Linked DNA regions of Homo sapiens: region 2 is linked to region 1. Evidence: chromatin contacts called from ENCODE Hi-C data. All regions are on one chromosome and are shown on one strand. The core of a region is the stretch at or near the end of the contact, and the rest is flanking DNA. Distances in the headings are between cores, read along the strand shown. Region 1 holds the start of SS18 (SS18 subunit of BAF chromatin remodeling complex). Region 2 holds the start of RMC1 (regulator of MON1-CCZ1).

Region 1 (3,982 bases), core at 974-3,473:
TAATTTAAATAAAGAAGGTAACTAGCTCCAGGTGCCTCCCTGGAATAGAAGCCCCCTTGGACTACTTATTTTTTTGCTGGGATATGGAAATTAGACAAGTGTTCCTACTGGTTCATGTTGCCCTTTGAAGTTTCAGTGCTATCTGCCAAATGCACAGAACTGGAGCAGTAGGACTATTTACGATTCATGTTTCCTATTGAAATACTGTTCTTAGCTACTAAGTACTAAGGTACTTTTGTGTAAAGCATTGAGACATGACTCTGCATGCTAGGTGTTGAGTGCACAGTGATAGTGGTAGACAAGTATTGGTTTCCAAATTTGACAGTTTTCCAATTTGGTGTGATTACCTTAAGTCCAGCTATACCAGAGTGTTTTCTTCAAGGCTTACAATAGTGAAAGATAACAATTAAATTTTTAAGAGTAATTACTGTCAGTAGCAGCATAAACTTTCTTCCCTTTATTCTTATGACAGCTTGAGTCTTCATCCTTTAGGTCCCAGTTTAAATATAATCGGGAAGACTTTTCACACTAACTCATGTAAGTGTTCCTGTCATTCTGTTAGTTCCTCCCCCTTTTTTTTGGCTAGTTTTTCTTGGGACTTTGCATATATACATATTTGTTTGTTTCTGGTCTGTTAGTCCCATTAGTGTATAAGCTCCTTGAGAGGAGGTTCCATGTCCAGCTTATTCACAATCGTACCCTAGGTTTCCAGTATAAAGCCTAACAAACAATGCATTTAATCAATGACATTCTTGACATTTTTGTGAAGAGCATTTATTTGATACTTAATTTTTCTTTTTTTTTTTTTGAGACAGGGTCTTGCTGTGTCACCCAGGGTGGAGTGTGGTGGGGCAGTCATGGCTTACTGCAGTCTCCACCCCCTTGGCTCAAGTGATTCTTCCACCTCAGCCTCCTTAGTAGCTGGAACTACAGGTGCACACCACCATACCCAGCCAATTTTTAAAATTCTTGTAGAGACAGAGGTCTCACTTTGTTGCCCAGGCTGGTCTCAAACTCCTGGCCTCAAGTGATTAAATTTTTAAAATAATGTATTTTTTCTTTATTTTTCCAATTTATATAAAAATGGAAATATTTTTTATTATTCATTAACGTTGGGTAACACTTTATATAAACTTTCCCTTTGTGTTATATGGAAGTCTAAATTTACAGAATACTTTAAAACCCCACGGCAACACAAAACCCACATTTGTCCGTGTTCCTTCCATAATTTGAAAACTTTGCCTTTTTCCCTTACACTGACTTGAAGCCTGGCAGCTTGGGCCTAATTTACAAGGCACTAAGTAAGTACTCTCTTAAAAAACAGAGAGTGAGGATGCCCTGTTTCACAACTTAATTCCAAAAAGCCAAGTCAGACGAAATCGACCCACTTTCCTGCTAAGGGTTTGTCCCAAGAGGCGAGCTCTTCTCTGTCCGCTCCAGCCAAGCTGGCCGATTGCCCCTGAGCACTGGACACAACCTTGGTGTCCCGGTTTCGGGTCAGGGTTACTTTCCAATTGTTAGGCACGACTTTGTGCGTGCGTGCGAGACTGTGGACTCGGAGGTGCGCATTTGGGGCGTAGCCGAGCCATTTAAACCAGCGAATCCGCGTTCACCTTGTCCTTCCACCTCTGCCCTATCTCGGCAGATGCTCCACGGATTTGCACGAACTCCCGAGTCTTGACCTCCCTCCCCTCTCCGGGCTGCCGGGACAACTCGGGGCGGCCACTCTTGCCAGGAGGCGTAAGTAAGGATGAAGTTGGAAAAACTGAACTAGGTCTAGGGCACGCTCTGCAACACAGTCGGGGAGACGCTTCAGAGGGCCGGAGAGGGAGGCAAGTTGCCACGGCGCGAAGGGGGCGGGCCGGCTTGGGCCGCTCGCATTTCCTGTGACAGGGGCTGCCCCAGCCTCTCCTTCTCCCGCGGCGGCGGGACCATTTCCTGAATCGCTGAAGCGGAGGGAGGACTAGGGCGCGACTCTACCATTAGCGCAAAGGGCCAGGGGGTGCCCATAAGGAGAGCTCGGGGGATGCAGGGACGGTCAAGAAAGTTCGGCCAGGGCTAGGGGTCCCCCAGAGTGCGCAGAAGCGAGACATCCCTGGCCAGAGTGCCTCCTTCAGGCCTGCCCCGCCGCCCGTCCGCTTGGCCCCGGAGCATCCCCCCTCCCCGCATTCCCGAGGTGGTTCAGCCCGAGAGGCCGGCGTCTCTCCCCCAGTTTGCCGTTCACCCGGAGCGCTCGGGACTTGCCGATAGTGGTGACGGCGGCAACATGTCTGTGGCTTTCGCGGCCCCGAGGCAGCGAGGCAAGGGGGAGATCACTCCCGCTGCGATTCAGAAGGTGAAACCGCGCGGGGTTGCGGATGCCAGGCCCTTACCGCCTCTGGGAGAGACAGACGCGGGGGGAAGGGCCGGGCCCGGAGTCGACCGGGCCGAGGCGGAGGCGGGCCTGCTGGGAATCAGCAGTGTTTGGGAACACGGACTGCTGGCTGTGCCTGAGTGGGTGGCGGAAGAGGGTGAACCGGTTTTTCTCGGAGTCTTTCACGCATTTACGCGTTTTTCTACAGACACAAAAGCCCAAACAGCCGCCGCCTGATTTCTCTAGGGATGGGGCGGCGTTCGGGCTGCGGGGCGCGTGCGCCCGGCGGCGGCCGCTCAGGGAAGGGCGTGTGTCGGACCGGCGGCCCCGCGCGTTGCTCCGGAGTTACTTTGGCGTCGCCCCGCCCCGCGTGCCGCGGCTGCTTCGTGCGGACCCCACCGCGGGTCGCGGCAGGCAGAGGGGAAGTCGGTGCGCTGGTCGCCGCCCTGCAAACTCAGCCGAGTTTGGGAGCTCGCAGGAGGACTTGGGGAACGCTGGAGGGAACCTTAGTATAGAGTTTGAGGAGCGGGCAAGGAAGGTCCCCATGGACTCTGGGGTTGTCCCCAGAGCCTCTTCTTCCCTTCTGCATCGCCGCCTATTCATTTATTCTGCAGCAAATATTTATTGAGCGCCTATTTTAGGCGCTGAGGCTACTGTGGTGAGTCATGGTCCTTGCCTTCCTGGAGCTTACAGTCTAATGGTGGAGACTGTCGTGACCAGTTAATGTAAGTCGTGATAAATACACAGGGAGCTGCCTCCTTTTTAAAGGATAGAGCTGCTGCAGTCGCTGCTGTGTTACTGCCAGTCGGAACACAAAGGTTCTTTATTGTCCTCTACCCCTTGTTGCCTGCAAGCAAGGCAGCATTCTAAATTTTACTGACCTAGACTTTCAGAAGTTGCTGCTGTATTTAGCAGTTTACTTTAAATATTTTTGTTTTGTTTTATGCTGTGTAGCAAAGATCAAAATAGAAAAAAAGGTCAAGTTTTAGTACCACTCAGACCACGTAGATTATGCTAATCGGTTTCTGTTTACTGTCAGGTTCTTCGTAGTGTGGCTTTTGACATTTGCCCAACTGTTGCTTTATTTTATGAACAAACGGGCTTGGCAGTGCCTGGAAATGCAGTGCTTTCATATAGTGCTCTGAGTTAAGTCTGCAGCCTGGCAAACAGCTCCAAGTACGCACTCACGCAAAACTGCGTTTCTGGAGGGCTCACCTTTTTTATTTTTGTACACAGGAAAAGTCCAGAGTTTTTCTTTTTTTTTTATAGTTTCTGTTACATAAGTCTGAAGATATTTATCATGGATAATGATTAATTCGGAGGATGCTGATCAATTATTTTCCATTCTCAGCTGAACAGAAAAATGGGCTCTAAATTAATTGCCTTATTCTACAATGGGAGAGATTGATATTAGATGTGAGACAGATATTTTAATGGTGAAGTTCAATAGTTTGAGGAATATACTGGAGATAATAAGTTGTGAAATCATTAGGTTGAGGACTGGATTCGTGCTTTTTAAGGACTTTTTTTGGTCATCCAATGGTTCTATTTAAGAAATAACTGCATTTATTAGCAGATCATGTTAGTGGTTTTTTTTTTCCCCCAGTAAGTGAAGATTATGATTCACGT
Region 2 (3,982 bases), core at 638-3,137, 2.6 Mb after region 1:
TGCTCGAACCCCATCCATACTTTAAAACCTTGCTCAGGCCGGGTGCAGCGGCTCATGCCTGTAATCCTAGCACTGTGGGAGTCTGAGGCGGGCGGATCGTTTTGAGGTCAGGAGTTCGAAACCAGCCTGGCCAACACGGTGAAACCCCATCTCTACTAAAAATACAAAAAAAATTAGCCGGGCGTGGTGGTGGGCGCCTCTAATCCCAGCTACTTGGGAAGCTGAAGCAGGAGAATCACTTGAACCTGGGAGGCGGAGGTTGCAGTCAGCCAAGATCGCACCACTGCACTCCACCCTGGGGAACAGAGGGAGGCTCCCTCTCAAAAAAGGACAGTTTCTCATTAACACAGACCAACAGTAAAATTTTTTAAGTCACTACTGAATTGAGGGCCTACATTATACTTTCACCTTCTGTAAGCACCAGTGTTACAGTGGCCAGATAGCTTATCATCCAAATCGAGACACTTCTGAAAGTGAAAGGCCCTGCTGTTGATCATTAAACCTGTTCAACAGTGCGAACTGGGACTATGCAGTCACCTTAAGTATAGTGGAAGCCATGATTTTCTTGTATTATTACATGAGAAACAATGAATCTCCTCCACCTGCCACTCTGGAAAGACCTGGGCTAAAGAAATGAACGCCCTCCTCTGTGAACAAACCAGAAATGGGCACATCATCACGCTGACTTGTTAATTTCCAGTGCTAGGAAGTGGCTGCCCCACTTTTGAAGTATTTGGCTCCCAAATCAACTGCTCCAGATATTCCACTCTGACAAGAGGTGCTAGTAAGTGCCACGAAGACCCTCCCTACAGACAGGAATTCCATGTGCGCACACAGACTTCAGGCCTCTTAGGGCAGACCAAATGACAAAATTATAAAAAACCATTTGAATTAGAAAAACATCATTCTGTTTACATGACAAAATGATCTGAAAGTGTCTATACCATTACCTAAATGAGATGGGATTCCTATCATCTGGGCCTTTAACTACCACGCCAGTAGCTCCACCAGATCGAACAGCAAAAACCTGAGAGGGAAAAGCAGCAAGGTTAACAGCCTGAACTCTGAAAGGATCTAAACTCAGAAGCCAACCCGCAAGCGATTATTTCTGTTATACACCACCCTGGGTTCAACTAAAGTAACACGGCACATATCAAGGTACAGATGTTTGGCTGCTCAGGTGAATTTTAAAAACCAAGAGCAGAGAGCGAAAAGGATGCCACCGTGACACCGGGTCGGGTTCCCGAGGCTCCAAGTTCTAACACCGGTTCGCGCATCGGCGCCGCTGATACGCCTGAAGTACAGTCTTTTCCCCCTTTACAAAATTTCAAGGAAAATGAAAATCTCGACGTCTAAACCCTTGACTACGAGTGTAACTAATGACAAACACAACAAAAGAAGCCTAGATAAGACGGGCGCGCCAACAATTGAGACACTGGCCACGGGGCCACTGCATCCGCGCAGCTGGCTCGGGGGTCCAGCCCCGAGGTCACCTGCGAGGACACCTGGCCGCGGCTGAGCCCACCCAACAAGGAAGGAGCGCGCGCCGCCTCCCGCGCTGGGACGGGACGGGACAGGACAGGAGGGGACGCTCGGGCCTGGTCGCGCGGGACCGGCCTTGGCGCGCCCACGACCCCGGCAGGGCCGCGCGGGGGAGGAAGCGCGGGCGCGCCGGACCTGCTTGTTGGCCTCATCGAAGAAGACGCAGTTGACAGGGTTCGCCTTCTCGAACTGCACCGGCCGCTCGCACAGCTCCAGATAGTAGTCCTCCTCGCCCATGGCGGGCGCCGCGCCCGCGGCGGGGGCCCCGGGGGCGGTCGCCAGAGTGGAGCAGGATGCGCGGTGGAGCCCGGCCCGGACTGTAGCGGCGGCTGCGGCTGCGGCTCTGGGCCCGGCGCGGACGCCGCTTCCTGGTGCCACGCCCCCACCCCGCCCACCACGTGACCCGCGGCCCTCTGCGCTTAAACGGGCAGCGTCTGGCTGCGGTGGGGCCCACCGGCCTTAACCACGCCCCGCCCGGCGCTGGAGGCTCCTCCCCTCTCCCCGAGGGCGGTCGGAACGCGGCGGCGTGACCCGGAAGCCCGCGTGGTTCCCCGCGGACCGAGGGCGGCGTAGCCGCCAACCCTACCCTGCTGCGAGTTCCTGTGCCCGGCTCGGTCGCCCCTGCCCCAACCTGTACCCCCGCGTGGGACCGCTCCCGGTCTAGGAAAGGCTCCTCCTTGCTTTCGGGAGGATTTCCCAAGTGCCTCCCGCGCCAGAGTTCCAGCCTCTGGGAGCTTCGTCAGGGAGAAGGGGCTGAAGGCTCACTGAGCAGGTGTAGGGGCGCCAGAGACCGTCTCCAGTCCCCTCAGCGCTTCTGCGGGCTCTTCCGCTGGAGCCAGAAACCGAATTGACAAGAGGCAGATAAACAAAAGAAAAGCATACACACTTTATTAGTTTTTCATGGGGACCTTCAAAAGAGAGTGAGGTCTGAAGAAGTGGCCACAGCAAGATGCTTTTATACTTTTTAGACAAAGAATGATGCATTTGAGAAGAAAGCACAAAAGGCATCTGGCTGGGGCGATACATTTCTAAGAGAGTCACTAGGAGAAATATTGGGGAGGGTGTAAAATTAGTGGAAGGTAAGTGTTACTTGGGAAGTTCATTTATTCAGGTCCATTGCAGCCCCAACTCCCAGTCTCTGGTGATAAGGGCTATTTTCTGACCCGGGTACAGAGAGGGTGCCACTCCCAGAGGAATCTTTACTGCTTATTCCCTGTAGGAAACGACAGGTCATCTAGCCCTTTCTGAAACTACAATTTCTCCGGTGTTTTTAGCTCAAAATAATATACCAATTTTTGGACATATTTTGGGATAGCACATCCTTCACTCCTTGCTAGTAACAGGGAAACCTAATATAGATTGTGGGTCAGCAAGCCTTTTTACTTGATAAGAAACATGAAATTTACCATGTTAGCCCCTCTTTTTTTGTTTGTTTCAGAGACAGAGTGTCTCTGTGCCCAGGCTGGAGAGCAGTGATGCGAACACGGCTCACTGCAGTCTCAACCTCCCATCTCAGCCTCACAAGTAGCTGGGACCACGGGTGCATGCCACCACACCTGGCTCATTTTTTTATTATTATGCTTTGTAGAGACAGCGTTCTCTGTTGCCCAGGCTGGTCTCAGACTCCTGGCCTCAAGTGATTCTCTCGCTGACCGTGCTCAGCCCCCATGTTAACCCTTTATTTTTATTGTTTATTTTATTTTATTTTGAGACGGAATTTCGTTCTTGTTGCCCAGGCTGGAGTGCAATGGCCCTGTCTCGGTTCACTGCAACCTCCACCTCCCGGGTTCAAGCGATTCTCCCGCATCAGCCTCCCAAGTAGCTGGGATTACAGGCACCTGCCACCATGCCCAGCTAATTTTTTTGTGTGTATTTTTAGCAGAGACCGGGTTTCACCATGTTGGCCAGGCTGGTCTCCAACTCCTAACCTCAGGTGATCTGCCCACCTTGGCCTCCCACAGTGATGAGATTACAGGCATGAGCCACCGCGCCCGGCCCCGTGTTAACCCTTTTTGAGGTGTTCAGTAGTATCAGGCATATTCACATTATTGTGAAATACGTTTCCAGAAACTTTTTATCTTGCAAATCTGATTCTGTCCCTAAATTTGACTACTCTAAGTATCTCATATAAGTGGATTTTATAGTATTTGTCCATTAGTGTCTGGCTTCTTTTGCTTAGCAAAATATCCTCAAGGTTCATCCATGTAGCATGTGTCAGGATTTCCTTCCTTCATTAAGGCCGAAAAAGATTCCATTTTATGTATATAGCACATTTTGTTTATCCATTCGTCTGTTGATGGGCATGTGGGTTGTTCCCACCTTTGGCTGTTGTGAATAAAGCTATGCAAATATCTGTTCAATATTCTGTTTTTAATTCTTTTGGGTCTATACCCAAAAGTTGGATTACTGGATCATATGGTAGTTCTATTTCTCAGAGAGC

The links. Hi-C counts contacts between places; a loop is a spot of excess contacts on that map. Pooled maps may share reads with other maps.
Region 2: a loop to region 1 is called in a map of naive thymus-derived CD4-positive, alpha-beta T cell, with 13 times the contacts of the local background. The contact joins the promoter of RMC1 here to the promoter of SS18 in region 1. A Hi-C loop is called at or near these places in 1 of 168 maps with a recorded cell type or tissue (naive thymus-derived CD4-positive, alpha-beta T cell), 1 of 37 single-sample maps with no recorded cell type and 10 of 50 pooled maps.

The regions. Positions count from the first base shown.
Region 1 is chr18:26,088,854-26,092,835 of GRCh38, reverse strand. SS18 (SS18 subunit of BAF chromatin remodeling complex) reads left to right here and starts at 2,223. Exons shown (of 11, transcript NM_001007559.3): 1 at 2,223-2,335. The coding sequence starts at 2,267. RefSeq lists an enhancer at 1,769-1,888.
Region 2 is chr18:23,501,416-23,505,397 of GRCh38, reverse strand. RMC1 (regulator of MON1-CCZ1) reads right to left here and starts at 1,887. Exons shown (of 20, transcript NM_013326.5): 1 at 1,678-1,887; 2 at 951-1,027. The coding sequence starts at 1,779. RefSeq lists an enhancer at 1,176-1,275 and a silencer at 1,526-2,175.